2 separate regions of the Homo sapiens genome follow, and region 1 is linked to region 2. A link is a loop called in an ENCODE intact Hi-C map of the cell type or tissue named here. Cell type or tissue: ovary. All regions are shown on one strand. Each heading gives the region's core, and the rest is flanking DNA. Links, peaks and the distances in the headings are about the cores only. Region 1 overlaps PDCD11 (programmed cell death 11). Region 2 overlaps SH3PXD2A (SH3 and PX domains 2A).

Evidence for each region. A loop is a pair of places that touch in the nucleus more often than their neighbours do. Peaks named below come from ENCODE experiments on the same cell type or tissue, not always from the same donor. Only the 100,000 strongest peaks of a DNase experiment are listed, where the experiment ranks them.
Region 1: a loop joins it to region 2, with 3 times the contacts of the local background. A loop is called at or near these places in 18 of 110 quality-filtered maps.

The regions. Positions count from the first base shown.
Region 1 is chr10:103,411,675-103,422,348 of GRCh38, forward strand. PDCD11 (programmed cell death 11) reads left to right here. Exons shown (of 36, transcript NM_014976.2): 9 at 1,442-1,648; 10 at 2,292-2,416; 11 at 2,596-2,656; 12 at 3,331-3,477; 13 at 4,817-5,068; 14 at 6,118-6,258; 15 at 6,766-6,960; 16 at 7,864-8,034; 17 at 9,674-9,893. Among named protein-coding and RNA genes, the nearest start is that of PDCD11, 20 kb to the left of the region's middle. In ovary, for the core only: a CTCF peak has its summit at 5,376 (motif pointing right); a DNase peak (open chromatin) is centred at 5,347.
Region 2 is chr10:103,680,817-103,691,490 of GRCh38, forward strand. All of the region lies in intron 6 of SH3PXD2A (SH3 and PX domains 2A), which reads right to left. Among named protein-coding and RNA genes, the nearest start is that of SH3PXD2A-AS1, 61 kb to the right of the region's middle. RefSeq lists enhancers at 1,165-1,945, 3,105-3,174, 5,805-5,854. In ovary, for the core only: a CTCF peak has its summit at 5,546 (motif pointing left); a DNase peak (open chromatin) is centred at 5,515; H3K27ac peaks cover 643 bases.

The DNA of each region.
Region 1 (10,674 bases), core at 1,255-9,254, 270 kb before region 2:
CACTACAACTAGCTGAGAATTTTTTTTTAAAGTGAAACTAGGATTTTCTACTACCTAGTGGTAATACTGTTAATATTTTCCTAAACCTCTTTTTAGTAATTTTTTTCACCCTATAAGCATTTGTGTATAGAGTTGAGACATTTTACATCTTTTAATGTTATGATGAGATCAGGCTTTTTCTGTTAGTTTCAGAGGAGCCTTGGATGCAGTGACACCAGTACATGGTTTCTGTTGTATTACAGATACATCAGCTCCTTGGTGTTGAGGGGACACCTAGTATATAGTTTTCTGGCCTTGAGTAAACTTTCTGGCTAATTTTTATTTATTTATTTTATTATTATTTTTTGAGACAGGGTCTCACTCTGTCACCCAGGCTGGAGTGCAGTGGCACGATCATCACTCACTGCAGCCTTGACCTCCTGGGCTCACTCAGGTGATTCTCCTGCCTCAGCCTCCCAAAGTGGTGCATGCCACCATGCTTGGCTAACTTTTTTTTTTTTTCTTGAGACTGAGTCTTACTTTGTCACCCAGGCTGGAGTGCAGTGGCACAGTGTTGGCTCACTGCAACCTCTGCCTCCCCATTTTAAGTGATTCTTGTGCCTCAGCCTCCTGAGTAGCTGGAATTACAGGTACGTACCACCATGCCCGGCTAATTTTTTTTTTTGAGACGGAGTCTTGCTCTGTCGCCCAGGCTGGAGTGCAGTGGCGTGATCTTGGCTCACTGCAGTCTCCGCCTCTTGGGTTCAAGCGATTCTCCTGCTTGAGCCTCCTGAGTAGCTGGGATTACAGGTGTGTGCCACCACACCCAGCTAATTTTTTGTATTTTTAGTAGAGACGGGGTTTCACTGTGTTAGCCAGGATGGCCTTGATCTCCTGACCTCGTGATCTGCCTGCTGCCTGCTTCGGCCTCCCAAAGAGCTGGGATTATAGGCATCAGCCACTGCTTCCAGCCTAACTTTTTTTTATTAAAACTAGAGATGAGGTTTCGCCATGTTGGCTGGGCTGTCTCAGACTCCTGATCTCAAGTGATCTGCCCACCTCAGACTCCCAAAGTGCTGGGATTACAGGCGTGAGCCATGATCCCCAGCCTATTTTTGTATTTTTTGTTGAGACAGGGTTTCACTATGTGCGCAGGCTGGTCTCTAACTCCTGAGCTCAAGTGATCCACCTGCCTTGGTGTCCCAAAGTGCTGGGATTACCAGTGTGAGCCACCCATACCTGGCTTGAGTAAGCTTTGATTTAGTCATACATAGTCCCTATGGGACATTTTGATTTTTCTGCATTCTGCTTGAGTGTGGAAGCCAGTTTGAGTACTTACATACTAAGGATGTGAGTACTCACATACCTGGTTAGCATGTGGAAAGGCTTGATGCCTGGAAGGTCTGCTCTAGGGTGCTCCTGTGTGCCTCCTCCTGCTCACCCTGCCCTTCCTTTTGTCTAGGTGAGGGCCTGCATCCTTTGCGTCCATCCTCGAACCAGAGTTGTGCACCTGAGCCTGCGCCCCATCTTCCTACAGCCTGGACGCCCACTCACCCGACTCTCTTGCCAGAACCTTGGAGCAGTGCTGGATGATGTTCCTGTCCAGGGTTTTTTCAAAAAGGCTGGGGCCACCTTTAGGCTGAAGGATGGGGTTCTGGCCTATGCCCGGGTAAGGAGGCCTCTTTGTTTGGTCAGGGATCTTATCACTGGAAGGACTTCTGGAGCACAGGGGGCCATTTCTGCTTCTTTCATTCCTTGATGCTAGTTTAAAATTTTTGGATATTGTAGTTCTAATTCCTGTTCATAGTGATTAGAACAATGTCTATTGACTGTATTAGGATGCCTTAGAACCAGCTTGCCATATCTGATACTTGGTTAATAGTTAAGTATAAGGATGAGTTAGGATCCAGACCAGGGCCCAGCAGAGTTTTTCTTAAAGGGCTATGTCATAAATACTTTAGGCTGTGGGCCCTGTGGTCTCTGTCCTAATTGTTCAACGCTGCTGTTATGGCATGAAAGCAGCCATAGACAGTACGTAAATGAACAGATGGCTGTATTCCAATACAACTTCTATTTACAAAAACAGGCACTAGGCACAGTTGACTGACCTGTGTTCTGGACTTTCCCTGACCTTGCTGAAATTCTGTGATGATAAAGAGCAGTTTTTTAGTGTGAAGAATTACTTAACCAGGCAATCAAAGTACTGTTTTTATGGTACATGATAAGTGTTGAGTCCTCTCTATGGGCTGTAAGGTCTCATTGGCTCAGACCTGTTGTCCCTGGCTTATCCTCAATCACTTGGTACTTTGCAGCTCAGCCATCTCTCTGATTCTAAGAACGTCTTCAATCCTGAGGCCTTCAAGCCAGGGAACACTCACAAGTGTAGAATTATTGACTACAGCCAAATGGATGAACTGGCCTTGCTCTCTCTACGAACGTAAGTCTGTCATTAACAGGTAGGGGTGTAGAGATGTGCACCTGTACATGTTCATATTCCATTTCTCCTGGCTGTGCTTGGGAAGGGTTTTCTTTCTTGCCAGCATGCCTGTGGTAGCCCTGAATTTTAGGCAACCTCTGCCCTAGTTTATTTAATTCTGTGTTTTCTCCTTGTCCTAGGTCTATTATTGAAGCTCAGTACCTTAGATATCATGACATCGAACCTGGGGCAGTGGTAAAGGTAAGACCTCAAGCATATAATTAGGTACTGCCTCACCATCAGGCGTTCTTTAGTTCACGCACAGGTGACTGTCAGCCCGTTAGTCCTCATGTTAACACATTGAATGTCATGTTCCTTGCTTCTGCCTGCTGACTAGAATTTCTTTCTCTTTCTTTGGGTAACTCATAGTTAATTTCAAGGTAAGATCTTACTAGCACCACCCAGCTACACAAAGGCAGTAGATCATAAATCCTGAGATTTGGGATTTGATGGTGGTTAGTAGACCTGATCAAAAGTTAGTCCTGTGATTATTGATCTACCTGGGATATTAGTGAGAAGCCAGTTCCAGGTACCTGTCCTGTCCGACCATTTGGCTCTAATCGAGCAGCTCCCTTTATATGTAGAGTTTATTCCTTAGGAGACCTTGACATAGTCCCTTCCTTTGGGGAATGTATTTTAAGGCACACAGAAAGCACATGCTCACACAGAAAGATGTGAAGGCTCCCATAAATAAAGCTGACAGAATAATCCAGCTCAGTGTGGGGTGTGTGCTTCACCCATGTGCCATCTGGAATAACAGGCACAGTTAGCCCAGGAAGTTGGCTGTGAAGGGGAGGTATGACATGCCTTGTTGTAAGAGGTGGGGGAAAGGCCATTCTTGAGACATTGTGGCAGCTTATCTTTGGATTCTCTAGGGCACAGTGCTAACCATAAAGTCATATGGGATGCTGGTGAAGGTGGGCGAGCAGATGAGGGGCCTGGTACCTCCCATGCACCTGGCTGACATCCTGATGAAGAATCCGGAGAAGAAGTACCACATCGGGGATGAGGTCAAGTGCCGGGTGAGCCTCCTGAAGGGTCTCTTGGGGTTTTGGCTAGATGGGAAGAAAGCAGTTCTCAACTGAAGTTTCTGCCTTTTTCCACAAAGTGAGTGTGTAATGTCTGTAGTGTGTCTTGTGCTGTACCTGGCATTGGGAAGAGAAAAGTGAGTCCCCGTTTTGTGTAGTATAATTGGGAGTTAAAATATTCATACGTGATGAGAGAGCAAGCCAGCCTGTGATCTTTTGCCATGTGGCTTGGTGCAGGTTGTGTGCTGTGGTCACACCTGAGAAAGGGGAGGTGAGGGTGGGCTGGAGCAGCCAGAATTGTTGACGTTATCAGTAGCGACTGCCACGAACAGGACTGCCACGAACAGGTATTCCGTGCCAGTTTCTATGCTAGGCATGTGACAAGCATTATTTCATTTAATCCTTGAAACAACCCTAACAATTAAGCACTATTATCTTCATTTTGCGGGTGGGGAAATTAAAGCTTCGGAAAGCCAACCGTCTTGCCCAGAGTCACACAGCTAATACATGGCAGAACAATTCAGCTCTGTATGACAATAATGTTTTCTAGATTTCTGGCAGAGGTGGAACTTGAAAGGATAGGTAGGATTTGGAAGGTTGGGGAGAGCAAAGGTTGTGTTCTAGGCACAGAAATAGCCCTGGCAAAGCTGCCAAAACATGGGTGATTTATGACAAAGGCTCGAATCCGAAGGAAAGCTTCATAGGGTTGTGAAGATCCAACATGATGATGCACACAAGAGTGCTCCACGGGCAGGCACTCAGCATGTTAGATTTTCCGGTATTCAGTTTATCTCATCGTTATTGACTCAGCAGAGGTAATGATTGCCCATTGGTGCAAAATTTTACAGTAGTGGGATCAAGGGTTAAAAATACTTTTTCTGTCTTTAAGGAGATGACCTTCTGAAGGGGTGAAAGACAGTTGCATCTCCATCTTATTTCATAGCTAATAAACGGCAGTACTAAGGTGGTAAATTGGTTCATCATTGGTTCTGTTAGACTAGATGCAAAGCCCACTAGGAAGGAGCCAAGATGGTGTAGAAGTTAGTGTAACCAAGACTCCATAGAGGTGATGTAAGATAATTAATGTTGCTTCATGGTCAGGAGAGGGTAGTTTGCAGCAATTTATGGGAGGAATTACATTTGAAATAGTGATTTGTATGCTCCAGATTGTCATACAGCAGGAAGAATCTGCCACTGAGATGATTAGAGGAAAAGCTATAGCAGGTTCTTGGGGAATGGCCCCGTGGCTTTTGGGTTTAAGAGGTTGCAGAGACCAGCTCAGTGGCTCTCATGATAACAGATAACTTGATGACAGCCTGTGTCCCTCCCCTAGGTTTTGCTTTGTGACCCTGAAGCCAAGAAGCTGATGATGACCCTGAAAAAAACCCTGATTGAGTCCAAACTACCTGTCATTACCTGCTATGCCGATGCCAAGCCTGGTCTGCAGACACATGGCTTCATCATCAGGGTCAAGGACTATGGCTGCATTGTGAAGTTCTACAACAATGTGCAGGGACTGGTGCCCAAGCATGAGCTCAGTACTGAGTATATCCCTGACCCGGAGAGAGTTTTTTACACTGGCCAGGTAACCCTTCCCCTAGACAGGTCCCCTTTACCCTTGGTGACCCCACAAACACAAATATGAAGGAGCAGTAAGTAGTGGGGCTGCCTTTAGGAGGCTGAGGAAGAGAGCACATGGGGCAGTGGGTGTGAGCCGGCTAAATGGAGGAGACGGGGAACAGAACAGAGAGAAAGCCTCAGCGGGGTTCAGCAGAAGCTGGCAAGCTGATGGATCTCAGGCACGCATGGAAGAGGTCAGTCTTTACTTGTAATAAACCTGTGCCTCTCATATCGGAAATTGTTTTGAGGTCACTGTCACCACATGGGGGCAGTGCTGTAAAACTAGTAAGTCTTGGTATCACTAGGAAAAGCATTTTTTTATTCCTTTAAACGACTTTAAACAGATAGATAATAATTGTACATATTTATGGGGTACAATATGATATTTCTTTTTTCTTTTCCTTTTTTTTTTTGAGACAGAGTTTCCTCTGTCACCCAGGCTGGAGTGCAATGGCGTGATCTCAGCTCACTGCAACCTCCACCTCCCAGGCTCAAGTGATTCTCGTGCTTCAGCCACCCAAGTAGCTGGGACTACAGGCATGTGCCGGCATACCCGGCTAATTTTTGTATTTTTAGTAGAGATGGGATTTTGCCATGTTGGCCAGGCTGGTCTCGAACTCCCTGGCTTCAAGTGATCAGCCTGCCTTGGCCTTTCAAAGTGCTGGAATTACAGGCCTGAGCCACTAAGCCTGGCCACCATGTGATATTTCAATACATGCTTACAATGTGTAACGATCAAACCAGGGTAATTAGCATCTCCATCACCTCAAAAAGAAAAATAATTTTTAAGACTTGGATTGTACAAAAAAAGTTACTTATGTCTTCCATTTATCCCAAAGGCTGCCCTGGGGGATTGTGTAGCTCTCAGTGCATTTCTTCTTTTCACTGCCTCCTGATCTGATCCAAAGGCTCGGTAGATCTCCCAAGTCCTCTGCAGCAGTAGTGGAGGGCACGTTGCAGGGCCTGCAAGGCTTGCTGGGAGGAGTTGGCCAAGCCTGTGTGGTTTCTTGCCAGGTGGTGAAGGTTGTCGTATTGAACTGTGAGCCATCCAAAGAGAGGATGCTCTTATCCTTCAAGCTGTCGAGTGATCCAGAGCCAAAGAAAGAGCCTGCAGGACACAGTCAGAAGAAAGGAAAAGCCATTAACATTGGGCAGGTACGTGGACTTCTCTGGACAAGCTATTTTATGTTACAGTGGCAGAGAGCAGGGAACCACTAACACATGGCATATTGGAACCCACGAAGCGGAAAGATAGAGGTAGCTAGATAAGATTTTGGGGCTAGAGGGGTTCATACGCATTCCTTCCTGTGTGTCAGAACAAATGGAAGCTGTCCCTGAAAGTCCTGTTACAGTGAGGCTTTTCAGCAGTGGGCTGCTGACCTCTTTCCTCTCGGGTCCCTAGGGCCAGCCTGCAGTTCTGGCTTTCCTGGGGCTCCGTGGAGGGACTTGAGAGAGGAGTGCGATGGGTCCACCCATGAGTCCTGGTGAATGTGCACGTACATGCATGCTGGGTGGTTGGGGTGGTGGGTGGGGTTTGGAAGAAAGCTGCCTCTTAGAGATCCTTGGTGCCGGAGTTTAATGCCTCCAAGCCCTGCCTAATCCAGACCAGGTTGTTCTCTGTTCATGACAAGTGCTATTTTTGTCTTTCTCTTCCCTGGGTAGTTGGTAGATGTGAAGGTTTTAGAGAAGACCAAAGATGGGCTGGAGGTGGCTGTCCTGCCCCACAACATCCGTGCTTTCCTCCCCACATCTCATCTGTCGGACCACGTTGCCAACGGCCCATTGTTACATCATTGGCTCCAGGCAGGTGACATCCTTCACCGAGTCCTGTGTCTGAGCCAGAGCGAGGGGCGTGTTGTATCCTTGACTGGTATCTGTGGAGCAGAGGAAGGTGGGGGGCCATGGGTGCTTGGATGGGAAATTCTGGGGAAATTAGACAGCTATTTGACCTCAGAAATATCTCCACAAAACCAAACCAGTGATGAAGCCTGTGCTATGGAAAGTAAGAGCAGGCCTGAGTAAGTGCTGCCAGCAGATGCTGGTGGTCAGGGCGGAGTAGCCTGAAAGGTTGCAGAGAGGGGGACTCTCGGAGGCTGGAGAAGGAGGCCCAGTGGGGTGCTTGGGAGCACATCTAGTTTTCTTGGGGCTTTCAGTGCCTGCCCCTTGGGTTAGAACCAATAATAAGGTGGCTTCTGTCCCCCTTTCCTCTTTTTTTTTTTCCCCTATGCCTTCTCCCCGCGGGGCTATAGGCTCAGGAATATTCCCTTTGGTCTTTGCATGGGTGCTTTGAAGGAGCTTCTCACAGAATGTAAAGTTCATTCTCCTGGGAGTAAAAATGGGCAGAGGAGGGAAAATGAGTTCATCAGTGTAAAGAGGGAGTAGTAGAGGATTGTGTGATGGCTGATCCAGCTGCCAGACCAGGGGGATGAGCCATCCCTTTTTGGTGTCCTCTAGTAATCTGCAGATTAGTGAATCGGGAATGGAATAAAACCGTGATTCTCAGCTGTAGTGTGCAGTTGGGCCATGCAGATGGCTGGGCCACACCAAAGTTTCTAATTCAGTAGGTCTAGGTGGTGCTTGAGAACTTGCATTTCTCCTAAGTTTCAGGCGATGTTGATGCTGCTGGTCTGCACACTTAGAGAATCGCTGTAGCAGCAGAGATCAGCCTGCAGTTCTGTCCTTCTCTGTGGAGAAAGGAGATGGGAGAGATGGACATTTCATCTGCCCTTTCTGGAACATTCCTTGATGAAGTACCACTAGCTTCTTTGCAGGAAGCCAGCCTTGGTCTCCACAGTAGAAGGTGGCCAGGATCCCAAGAACTTCTCAGAAATCCATCCTGGAATGCTGCTCATTGGTTTTGTGAAGAGCATCAAGGACTATGGCGTGTTCATCCAGTTCCCCTCAGGTCTTAGCGGACTGGCCCCAAAAGCTGTAAGTTCAACTCCATGTACAAGGGCTTTGAGGAGAGATACAAGGTCACAGAACCTGAGGGCGGGTAGGGAGGAGTAGGATACTTTATTCCTTTTTTTTTTGAGACAGTCTTGTTCTGTCGCCCAGGCTGGCTTGCAGTGGTGTGATCTCTGCTCGCTGTAACCTCCGCCTCCTGGGCTCAAGCGATTTTCCTGCTTCTGCCTTCCAAGTAGCTGGGATTACAGGTGCCCACCAACATGCCAGGCTTTTTTTTTTTTTTTTTTTTGAGTAGTAGAGACAGAGTTTTACCATGTTGGCCAGGCTGGTCTTGAACTCCTGACCTTAAGTGATCCACCTGCCTCGGCCTCCCAAAGTGCTGCGATTACAGGTGTGAGCCACCGCACCTGGCCAAGGATACTTTACTCTTTTGAAAGATTTTCAGGGGTACCTCTTAAGGTGTGTGTGACATAAAGGCACCTGGGAGGGGTGAGTGCAGCTGAGCTTTTGGCCCATGTTCCTCTCGCCCAGCTGTGTGACCATCTGGAGGAAGGGACACCTTTCCCACTCCACACTACACATTGAAGGCCTTAGTCTCCAGTGTGAAGATGACTGCACTTGTTTTTATTCTCTCAGCACACTTAGACAGGGAAATTGATCATCCTGAGCTACTGAGTACAGGTTTTGCAGACTTCTGAGGTTTTTGAGGTGTTAAGGGACCAGAATGTCTTTGAAATTATTACCTCCCCCACCCCCATGTCATTGAGTCCTGCACTTTCAGATGGGAACAATCCCAGCAGTCCCCTAGCAGAGCCTCCTGGTGTGCCTGGCACGTCAGCCGAGGCCTATTGAGGGGATGGGACTCACCAAAGTCATGGAAGACAGCGAGCAAATGGCGTGCAGCTGATTGCTGCTGCAGATCATTCATCAGTATTTCTTCCCCTCTGTAGGCCTGTCTCCCTGGTGTTTTGCCTGGGAAAATCTCATTTGCATCCCCTGCCAGAAACATTTTAAAAATGGGAGCAGAGGGGAGGGCCCCAGAAACAAGCCCAGTGAGGGGCAGAGGGTTCCCGTGGGTTGTTAGGGGTGAGGACAGCCCTGGTGTCTGCCTGGCTTGCTGTGAATGTGCCTTCTTGACTGGGTGCCCTCTCCTGGAGGCTCTGTTTTTTTTGTTGTTGTTGTTTGTTTTTGTTTTTGTTTTTTTTTTTTGAGATGGAGTCTCACTCTGTCGCCCAGGCTGGAGTGCAGTGGCGCAATCTCGGCTTACAGCAACCTCTGCCTCCCGGATTCAAGTGATTCTCCTGCCCCAGCCTCCCGAGTAGCTGGAATTGCAGGTGCATGCCACCACTCCTGGCTAATTTTTGTATTTTTAGTAGAGTCAGGGTTTCACCATGTTGGTCAGGCTGGTCTGGAACTCCTGACCCCATGATCTGCCCGCCTCGGCCTCCCGAAGTGCTGGGATTACAGGCGTGAGCCACTGCTCCCAGCCAATCCGGAGGCTCTGTTTTTATGGAAGGGAAGTAGAGCTGTGTTCAGAGAGGGCTTGGGGGAGCTTCCTAGGCCCCATTTCCCCCTACTCACGTACCCCTTTCCAGGAACATCAAGTGGGTTGTCTTAATGAAGACCTTTCCTCTTCTCATCTCCTGCCTGTTCTTCTGTTCAGATCATGAGTGACAAATTTGTGACCTCCACAAGTGACCACTTTGTTGAGGGCCAGACAGTAGCGGCAAAGGTGACCAATGTGGATGAGGAGAAGCAGCGGATGCTGCTGTCACTGCGGCTGTCGGACTGTGGTCTGGGGGACTTGGCTATCACCAGCCTCCTCCTCCTGAATCAGTGCCTGGAGGAGCTGCAGGGCGTGCGCAGCCTTATGAGCAACCGAGGTGGGGCACCTGTGGGGCAGGGGAGGTGGGCCAGGGGTGGGAGTATGTGTTGTAAATTACACCTGTTGTTAGGTGAGTTGTTGGGCTTCCCAGAACATAAGAAAAAAAAATTTGGGGCCGGGCGCGGTGGCTCACGCCTGTAATCCCAGCACTTTGGGAGGCCGAGGCGGGTGGATCATGAGGTCAGGAGATCGAGACCATCCTGGCTAACAAGGTGAAACCCCGTCTCTACTAAAAATACAAAAAAAAATTAGCCGGGCGCGGTGGCGGGCGCCTGTAGTCCCAGCTACTCGGGAGGCTGAGGCAGGAGAATGGCGTGAACCCGGGAAGCGGAGCTTGCAGTGAGCCGAGATTGCGTCACTGCAGCCCGCAGTCCGGCCTGGGTGACAGAGTGAGACTCCGTCTCAAAAAAAAAAAAAAAAAAAGAAAAAAAAAATTGGGTTAACTTTTTTTTTAATGGAAGTATGACCTGCATAAAGTGCACAATTTTATTATTATTATTATTATTATTATTATTATTATTATTATTATTGAGACCAAGTTGCACTCTGTCGCCTGGGATGGAGTGTGGTGGTGCGATCTTGGCCACTGCAACTTCCACCCCCCAGGTTCAAGCGATTCTCCTTCCTCAGCCTCCGGAGTAGCTAGGATTACAGGCATCTGCCACCATGTCTGGCTAATTTTTGTATTTTTAGAGAAGACAGGGTTTCGCCATGTTGGCCAGGCTGGTCTCGAACTCCTGACCTCAAGTGATCCACCCGCCCTGGCCTCCCAAAGTGCT
Region 2 (10,674 bases), core at 1,303-9,302:
CACACTTCGAAACAGACCAATTCTAAAAATGCCACGTGCCGACTAAGTTACACACACCACTTTTCTGTTTCTAAAAGTAACTTTAGATTAGAAAAAGGTGCTAAAACAATAAGTAATGCACATTTCCCCCATGTCTTTGTTTTTCCGCCGGCTTTGTCATCACTGGAAAGGTTGCCTCTTCTGTCACGTGTCTATAAACCAAACGCTGAAGTGAGGAACCAGTGACTTTCTGGCCGTGGGCCACGGTGGGAAACATTTCTTTGCTGGACCACAATTTGGGTATTTCCTCCCCCAGCAACAAAACCTTCTGGAAATGAAAGGCAGATGGTGTCTCTCATCAGGTCAGGGCTGGGTAGGCCCCTCAGATAGCCATTCTCCAAGACTCCAAATGCTGGGCTGTGTTTCAGGGGTAAGAGACTTGGGAGTCCTGTCCTCCATTCCTGCCCCCGTAGCCCACCCTCCCATCTCAGGAGACAACTGAATGTTCTTCAAGGAGCAGTCCCATCCAGGCATCATCCAGGCACCATTCATCTTGGGGATGCCAATCCCCCTGCCATCTTGCTGCCTGTCTACCCTGAACATGGCCATCAACCCACATGGATGACCCATCAAAGACGCAACCCTAGCTTGATTTCAGAAGCCCTGGGAAGCCTGTCAAAAATGCAGATTGGCTGGGTGCAGTGGCTCACGCCTATAATCCCAGCACTCTGGGGGGCCAAGGCAGGAGGATCTGCCTGGCCAACATGGTGTAACCCTGTCTCTACTAAAAATACAAAAATTAGCCAGGTGTTGTGGAGGGTACCTGTAGTCCCAGCTACTCAGGAGGCTGAGGCGGGAGAATCACTTGAACCCAAGAGGCAGAGGTTGCAGTGAGCCAAGATCGCACTACCACACTCCAGCCTGGGTGACAGAGTGAGACTCCATCACACACACACACGCGCCCGCGCGCGCGCGCGCACACACACAAAATGCAGATCGGCCAGATGCGGTGGCTCATATCTATAATCCAGCACTTTGGGAGGCCGAGGTGGGTGGACTGCTTGAGGAGCTTGGGAGTTTGAGACCAGCCTGGGCAATATGGTGAAACCCTGTCTCTTAAGAAAATGAAAAAATGCAGATACCTGGGCGTCACTCCAGACACGCTGATTCAGTAGGTCTGGGCAGGCCCTGGGAATCTGTATTTCAATGAGCAGACTCAAGATTCTGCAGTTCACTTTTGCCCATGCAGTTCCCTTTTGGACCAACTTCCTATTTTCCTAGCAGGAGAAACTGGGTGATAGGAGTGAGGGGGCAGAGGCAGCTGTGCAAGCAGGGCTGAGGGAATTGAGGCTTCCAACTAGCTGCCTCCTTCTGGGGATTCCAGGATCCGGGGAGCGCTTGCCACGCCCCTGCCCCCTCCCCGCTCCGCCTTGCTCTGTGTGTCCAGGCCAATTGGGCAGTGGGGCTCAGCCACCTCGAGCCAGGGAGCGTGGCGCAGACACACACGTGAGCAGCACTCACTTTCTCCATCGCATCACCGCCACGTGGGCTGGCCGCAGAGTTGCCAAATCAATCAGGCTCCTTTCATTTCCAATTAGATGGCTTTGAACTCCAAGGGTAAAATCAGGCTGAGGACCCAGAGCCATGCAAATAAAAACTGTTTAAAAACACCAGCCCAGAGGCTGGCTGCGGTGGCTCATGCCTGTAATCGCAGCACTTTGAGAGGCCGAAGAGGGTGGATCACAAGGTCAGGAGTTCAAGACCAGCTTGGCCAACATGGTGAAATCCCATCTCTACTAAAAATACAAAAAATTAGCCAGGCATGGTGGCATGCATCTGTAATCCCAGCTATTCAGGAGGCGGAGGCAGGAGAATTGCTTGAACCTGGGAGGCAGAGGTTGCAGTGAGCCGAGATCGTGCCATTGCACTCCGGCCTGGGCAACAGAGCCAGATTCCGTCTCAAAAAAAAAAAAAACAAAACAAACCACGAGCCTGGGTAAGATGTGCCAGAAGCTGACGCCTTCAAAAGACACGCTCACTTTTGAAATGGGCCATTGGAGGGTGGCAGGAAGATCTTTGCCACATTCTCTAAGTAGCCTGGGCCTTTCTCACTGAGGATGGGTAGCTCAGGAGGACAAGAACGCCTCGGAAATTGCTTTAAAAGGTCTTGCTTATGATACACTCTCCATGACTTCCTTTCCAGACTCATCTCCTGCTCTACCCTCGCTCCTGCCGGGATGATGGGCCCCTCTCCTTCCCTCAGACTTTTCAAGCTCATGCCAGGCCAGGTGTGGTGGCTCACGTCTGTAATCCCAACACTTTAGGAGGCTGAGGCAGGAGGATCACTTGAGGCCTGGAATTCAACACCAGCCTGGGCAACAAAGCGAGACCCTGTTTCTACCAAATAAATAAACAAATCAGTAATAAAAAATAAAGGCTAGAAATGGTGGCTCACACCTGTAATCCTAGCATTCTGGGAGGCTGAGGCGGGTGGACTGCCTGAGCTCAGGAGTTCAAGACGACCCTGGGCAACACAGAGAAACCCCATCTCTACTAAAATACAAAAAAATTAGCCAGGCATGGTGGCGGGTGCCTGTAGTCCCAGCTACTTGGGAGGCTGAGGCACGAGAGCTGAGAAGCGGAGGTTGCAGTAAATCGAGATTGGGCTACTGCACTCTAGCCTGGGTGACAGAGCAAGACTGTCTCCTACATAAATAAATAAGCCAGGCATGGTGGCACACCAGTGGTTCCACCTACTTGGGAGGATGAGGTGGGAAGATCGCTTGAGCCCAGGAATTTAAGGCCACAGTGAGCCCTGATCGCACCACTGCACTCCAGCCTGGGCCATTAAGTAAGACCCCATGTTAAAAATTAACACCAGAAAAACCCACAACAACAACAAAAAAGCAAAAACTCATTCCAGCTCCACATCCTTACTCATGCCTGGCTGTCCCTCCTGCAGGGTGCCCTACCCACACCCTTCAGCCCATCACAATCTCCTCTGTCCTTCAGGGCCATCTCCAGCCTCTCCCACAATGGCCAGCCACCCCTCCTTCCACCTTGCAGATCCCAAGCCATCCTGCCTAGTATTAATGAATCCCTGAAAAGGTCCCACCTTCTCAGTTGAGCTGTGCACTCCATGGGGCCAGGAGCCAACAAACTATTAAGAGAAGTGAAAGCCTCACAAAGCCTGCGCTCTGGAGGGAGGAGGCCTGCTGCCACTGCCTCGTCTCCCTCCATCTCCCTCTGCTGCTGGTTGGGCAGGGCAGGCCCAGGGAGGGCCAGAGAGCCCAGCTCTGCTAGTGCCCTGCTGAGGTATTTACCTTGCGGGGAAGGGAGGTACCAGAGACCTCACAGACCGGCTTCCTGTGCTTCAGGACAGCCCTCCTCACACTTCCACCTGACAGCCCTCCTCACACTTCCACCTGGTTCCAGGGCTTGGTGGGAGTGCTGACCAGCAGAAGACCAGGTTCTGCCCACCCCATACCCTGGGCAAGTGGCCATCCCTCTCTTAAAAGCTTCCTCTATAAAAGGAGGAGAATAGAGGAACTTTTTCAGGTAGACTAACCCTTTTTTTTTTTGAGACGGAATCTCACTCTGTCACCCAGGCTGGAGTGCAGTGGCACCATCTTGGCTCACTGCAAACTCCGCCCCCTGGGTTCAAGTGATTCTCCTGCCTCAGCCTCCCGAGTAGCTGGGATTACAGGTGCGGGCCACCACATCCGGCTAATTTTTCGTATTTTTAGTAGAGACGAGGTTTCATCATGTCGGTCTTGAACTCCTGATCTCAGGAGATCCAACTGCCTCGGTCTTCCAAAGTGCTAGGATTACAGGAGCGAGCCACCACGCCCGGCCATAGACTAACCCTTAATAGTGGCCAGAACTTATGGGCGGGTCTTGCTCTAAGCAAATTCACTTTATTAAAAACCAAACTCATAAAAAGGAAAATTAGGCTGTGTGCTGCGGTTCACACCTGTAATCCCAGCACTTTGGGAGGCCGAGGCAGGATAGTCACTTGATCCTAGGAGTTCAAGACCACCCTGGGCAACATAGCGAGACCCTGTCTCTACAAAAACTAACTGGACGTGGTGGTGCATGTCTGTAGTCCCAACTACTCAGAAGGCTGAGGTGAGAGGATTGCTTGAAGCCAGGAGGTCAAGTCTGCAGTGAGCTGTGGTTGTGCCACCACACTCCAGTCTGAACGACAGAGCCTGGGGCCCTGTCTCAAAAAAGCAAAAACAAAAACAAAAACAAAAAAAAGGCCAGTCATGGTGGTTCACACCTGTAATCCCAGCACTTTGGGAGGCCAAGGTGGGTGGATCACCTGGGGTCAGGAGTTCAAGACCAGCCTAGCCAACATGGTGAAATCCCATCTCTACTAAAAATACAAAAAATTAGCTGGGCATGGTGGCGGACGCCTATAATTCCATCTACTTGGGAGGCTGAGGCAGGAGAATCACTTGAACCCAGGAGGTGGAGGTTGCAGTGAGCTGAGATTGTGCCACTGCACTCCAGCCCAGGCAAACAGCAAAACTCTGTCTCAAAAAAAAAAAAAAAAAAAAAAAAAGAGAATCCTGTGTCTGGCTGACCTGGGGCAAGTTCCTTAACTTCCCTTTCCTGGTCTATAAAATGGGACAAGACCACCTACCCTGGTTGTTGCAGGGAGGCTCCTGGCAATGATGAGATAGTGGACACCCCACCTTCCCCCTGTCTGATTGAGGAGTCACTCCGGAGAAAGGGCAAAAGCTGAAACCAGCGCTCTCTCCTGTTTGAGACGAACCCCTCCGGTGCTGCCTCCTATTCATAGTAAAAGCTGCTTCACCCTTAGTGCTTCCTCTAGGCCAGGCACGGTGCTGGAGTTATCACTTCAGGAACTTTCACTCAATCCTCAACCCCATGAAAAAAACCTGATTATCCCTATTTTACAGGTGAAGAAATGAGCCATAGAGAAGGACTTGCCCAAGATCACACAGCAGGCAGAGCCGGGACATGAAACTAAGCATTCTGGCTCCAGAGTCCACGTTTTTAACTCAACGGAATACTCAGCAATGGCTGAGTCTACGCCCTGTCGTCCCCTCCTGGGTCTCACAGAATGGAAATAAATGTCTCAACTCAAAGACCAACTTCTCCCCTTCTTTCTTAATCTATCAATAATTAAAACGGCAATAACAAATGGCAGAGCTGGGGTTCAAACCCTGTCTTCCTGTTGCCAAAACCTAAACTGTCAACCCCAGGCAACACTGCTTCTCTGCAGTGAAACTACATTAATGCTGATCTCATGAACTCAGCTAATAATACAGTTTTATGATCACTGAGATAGAAGTGGGGCTGAGCTCACCACTTTTCCAAGGAGAAGAATAAAGTAAACAGGATTTCATGAGGAACATCAACACTTGCCTAAGAGAACAAGCTTGTAACAACACTCTTGAGCAACCTCATCTGCATGTAAACGAGCTGGAGCTTCCACAGGACTCCTGGGTTGGATGAACCCTCAGGCTCTCCTGACAACAGCCCCAGGGCCCTGACAATCCCGAGGCTCCGTGGCCACCTGTGCCCCCTAGTGGCGCATCTCAGAACTTCCCGGCTAGGTGCCCTGGCGAAATGCAGCTTTTTAGAGAACTGGGTGAGAGGCATGAGATCTTTGCAGGTCTCAAGAGAACCCCTTGCTCTGGGGAGTCTGCTCCAGCCCCACTGGGGCTCCTGGAGCAGTGCCCACCTTGGGGAAGCAACAACAGCTAACAACAACAGGCCCTTCCTACTGCCAGGCACAGCACAAAACCCCTCAAAGGGCATCACCTCCTTGAACCCTGTGCACTTTGGGGCAAGCCAGGTCGCTGCTACTATAACAACCCCATTTGACAGGTATGATGGTCAGGTGGTACACATCAACCTGGCTAAGCTACTGTCCCCAGTTATGCAATCACACACTAATTTAGGTGTTGCTGGGGAATTTTTTTTTTTTTTTTTTTTGAGACAGAGCCTCGCTCTGTTGCCCAAGCTGGAGTGCAATGGCATGATCTCGGCTCACTGCAACCTCCACCTCCTGGGTTCAAGATTCTCCCTGCCTCAGCCTCCTCAGTAGCTGGGATTACAAGCACCCGCCACCACGTCCAGCTAATTTTTTGTATTTTTAGTAGAGACGGGGTTTTGCCATGTTGGCCAGGCTGGTCTCAAACTCCTGACCTCAGGTGATCCACCTGCCTCGGTCTCCCAAAGTGCTGGGATTACAGGCATGAGCCACTGCGCCTGGTTGGGAATGTATTTTTATAGTTATTAAAGACCATGACCGGATGACTTTAAGTAAGGGAAATTATCTAAAACACTCTGGGTGGGCCTGAGTCAGTAGCTGAAAGGCCTTCAGCAGAGTGAAGGTTTCCCTGAAGACATTTCATCTGCGGACAGCAGCTCCAGCCTGGGCCTGGGGGTCCAGCCTGCCCCCTTTCATGACCTGCCATAGGATTTCAGACTTACCTAGCCAGCCCCCACAATTGTGTAAGCTAGTTCCTTACACTACATCGCTTAATATATACCTCCCACTCGTTCTGTTCCTTTAGTTGAACCCTGGCTGATACAACAGAACAGGTGAGATAATCTGTTCTCAGAGGCGAAGGGATTTGCCCAAGTCACATGACTGGCAAGTTGTCGGCCTAAGAGTGGGACCCCAGGCAACCTGATGCAGTTGTTTCCCAGCTCCCACACAAACTCTCCCTTGAGGCCCACATCCAATCATCAGAGTCTGTCCAACACCCGCAGTGCCTTGCCCCCTCCACTGCTGCCAGAGCCCACATCCTATCTCACCTGGCTAGCAGCCCCCTGCGACCTTGCACATCATAACCCATCCTGCCTAGTCAATCCCCATCATTCTATGATTGAAGCCAGATCATGTCCCTGCCTCTACTTAGAACCCCTCAGTGAATCTTCATCTCACTCGATGAAAGTCAAAATCCTTAGAATGTCCTGCAAGGCCCTACATGGTGCTGCTTCACCCTATTCCCTCCCCACTGCCAGCTACATCTCTGCTCTCACCTCTTTCCACTTTACCCTCCACTATTCTTCATCCCAGCCACAGGCCTCCCTACTGCATCATGAGCAGCCAGCACACACCGTCACCCCAGGGCCTTTGCACTTGCTGTGCCCTTGGCCTGGACTGCTCTTCCTCAGGTAACCATGTTGCTCCCTCACTTCCCTCCATCTAATAGTACATTCTTCTATATAGCTCATCACCCACAGCAGACTGCAAACTTCTCTAGGGTAGAAAGGCACGTTCCTATAGCCTCGACACCTTGCGCAGTGCTTGGCATAGTTGATGCTCAGTTAGGTCAGTCTCCCAACAAGCCACACTTAGTCCTATCCCTCTACCTTTGTGCATGTGCTCTCTCTGGATTACCAAAGCCTCCCGCTCTCTGCTCCCAAACCAGAAAAATGTCTCCTCTTTCCAGGCAATGATCCCCAATTTAAAGCCACAATGACCTTTCTTTCCTGAGCCTGCACAAGGTTCACTCATTCATGCATGCTTTCTTCCATCCACCCACCCATTCAAAAAGTACCAGTGGACCCTGGGGCTGGTGCAAGCCCTGCAGCCAAGGTCTTTGCTCTTGAGGTGGTGGGAGACAGAGAAGAAGCAAGCAAACACACAGGATCACTAGAGTGTGGGAAGCGATGAGGAGGGAAGAAGAGGAGTAATCTGCGGGGGAGGCTGGACAGTGCAGGATCAGGCAGCTTCGCTAAGAAGGTGACAGTTTTAAGCAGAAATCTTAAGGAGCCAGCCATGTGAAAGATCAGGGAAGAACATTACAGGCAAGAGGGAAGAGCAAGTACAAAGGCCACGTAGAAGAATGTGTTTGATGCGTTTAAGGAGCAGAAGGTGACTGGTGTGGCTGAGCAGTGTGATGGGCGGGGACAAGAGGGGTAAAGCCCAGGTCAGGAAGGCAGCCAGGGGCCAAGTCACACAAGCTCTGTGAGCCAGGGTAGGGAATTAGTTCTGGGTGGGATGGAGTCCCTGGGGGAATTTAAGCAGGAAAGTATGTTATTTTCTTTCTTTCTTTCCCTTCTTCCCTCCCTCCCTCCTTCCTTCCTATTTATTTATTTAGAGATAGGGTCTCTCTCTGTTGCCCAGGCTGTAGTGCAGTGGCACAATTATGCCTCACTGCAACCTCAAACTTCTGGGTTCAAGTGATCCTCCCACCTTAGCCACTTGAGTAGCTGGGACTACAGGCCTGCACCACTACATCCGGCTAATTTATTATTTTTATTTTTTTGGTAGAGAGAGGATCTTGCTTTGTTGCCCAGGCTGGTCTCGAACTCCTAGGCTCAAGTGATCTTCTTGCCTTGGCCTCCCAAAGTGTTGGGATTACAGGAGTGAGCCACTGCACCCAGCTGATCAATATTTTTTAAGAGCTCACTCTAGCTGTGGTGTGGAGAATGTCAGATAGAGGTCTAATAGAGAAGCAGTGAGACCAGGTAGGAAGGTGGGGTCTTCCTGGAGAGATGAAGGGGTTTCTAAGGCATGTGATGGTGGAGGTGGGGAGACAGTTGGTTCTGCAGCTCGAGTTGGCAGGTAAAAGACAAGAGTCAAGAATGACTTCTCAGCCAGGCACAGTAGCTCACGCCTGTCATCCCAGCACTTTGGGAGGCTGAGATGGGTGGATCACTTAAGGTCAGGAGTTCGAGACCAGCCTGGCCAAAATGGTGAAACCTTGTCTCTACTAAAACTGCAAAAATTAGCCAGGTGTGGTGGCAGGTGCCTGTAATCCCAGCTACTCGGGAGGCTGAGGCAAGAGAACCACTTGAACCCAGGAGGCGGAGGTTGCAGTGAGCTAAGGTCATGCCACTGCACTCCAGCCTGGGCAACAGGGGAGAATCTGTCTCAAAGAAACAAAAAACAAAAAACGAGTGACTTCTAGATGTTGGGCTTGAGCAATGGGGTGGATGGTGCCAGTTCCTGAGATGGGGAAGATGCTGGAAGGAGCAGGTTCAATAGAGGGAAGAAAGATGCAGATAAATTTGAGGCCAAACTGTCCTTCAGTTTTCAAGGTCACCAGCCTTGCTTCCTCCAGAAAGTTCCTGAGAACTTTCTTCTTCTGTTGACTCCACCATCCCTAAGCCTTGCCTCAAGTCTAAGCTCTATGCTCAGTAAGAGATTTACAGTGAACCCCAGAATGGCATCCATTTCCTCTGCGCAAATGTCCCTGGCTGGAGTGACCCTGGGAAGCTTCGTGAGGTTCATTATAGAGCAGAACAGAGCCCTAAACATGGACTCCAATCCTCAGTTTGCCAAGGACTGTGTGTGGGCAGTCACCCCATCGGAGCCTCAGCTTCTCATTTGCAAAATGGGAATCCCACCACCCATCATGTACTGTGGCTCTGATCAGCAAATGAGGAAACGTGAAAATGTCCTCGCACATAGTAGATGCTCATTCGATAACAGCATCTAGCACTTCCAGGGGAGCTTTCTAGGTGGCAGGCAGTGTTCTAAACATGCTTACATATATTAGTTTATCTAATCTTCGTTATAACCATATGAGGTGTGTATTAGTCAGTGTTCTCCAGAGAAACAGAACCAATGGGAGGTGCATAGAGAGCTTGAAGACAGAGGGAGATTTATTTTAGGAACTGGCTTATGTGATTGTGGAGGTTTGAGAGTCCAAAATGTGATGGGGGAGGCCGGCAGAGACTAAGGGAAGAGCTGCAGCTGAGTCCAAAGGCAGCTGCTGGCAGAACTCCTCCTTGCTGAGGGAGGGTGTGTGTGTGTCAGTCTTTGTTCCATTAAGAGGCCTTCAACCAATTGGATGAGGCTAGCCTGCATTATGGAGAGTAATCTGCTTTACTCAAAATCCACTGATTTATTTAAATATGAATCTCACCTAGAAAACACCTTTGCAGAAACATCTAGAATAATGCTTGACCAAATATCTGGGCACTGTGGCCCAGCCAAGTTGACACATAATAAACCATCACAAAATGGGTATGAATATTATCCCAAATGTACAGAAGAAGTAATGGGCACAGAGAGGCTAAGAAATCTACCCAAGGTCACAGAGGAGAGAAGCCAGACTCTCAACTCCAGCTGTCTGGCTTCAGAGCTGGCATTTTCAACCATGACACTAAGTGGCCATTATCATAAGCACACCAATATAAATTAAATTTCTCCATCCATCCTTTTCCTGGCGTGAGAGTGGAAGACAGAGAAACTGGGGGTTGGCTTTCCCTGGGGGAGGCAGCCTGGGTGTGGCCCTGCATTGCTTAGGAAGCAGCACAGAAGCTGAGCCCCAGAGATTGTGGCGGGGGACCTGAGAGGTTATTTGTTCCAGCTCTTGCCTTTATGGGGGTAACTGAGGCCCAGCATAGAGAAGGAATTTGCCCAAGGTCACATAGGGAGAAAAGTGGCAATGGAGGCAGGACTAGGTCCCAGGCCTTCAGAAAGTGCTACTGCTGCTGCTGCTGAGAACTGATACTTGTACAGTAGTTATTCGGTGCCAGGACTATTCCACATTAACATACTTAATCCTCTATGTGTGAGGCAGATAACATTAGCATTTTTGTTTTAAAGAAAATGAGGAAACTGAGGCACAGAGAAGTTATGAAACTTGCCTAAGGTCACACAGAGCCAGAATTTGAGCCCAGGTTCAACCAGGACACTATACGTCTGAGGCCCAGGGCAAGCTTCCTGTGTGGGCGGTGACAGAACACAACCCC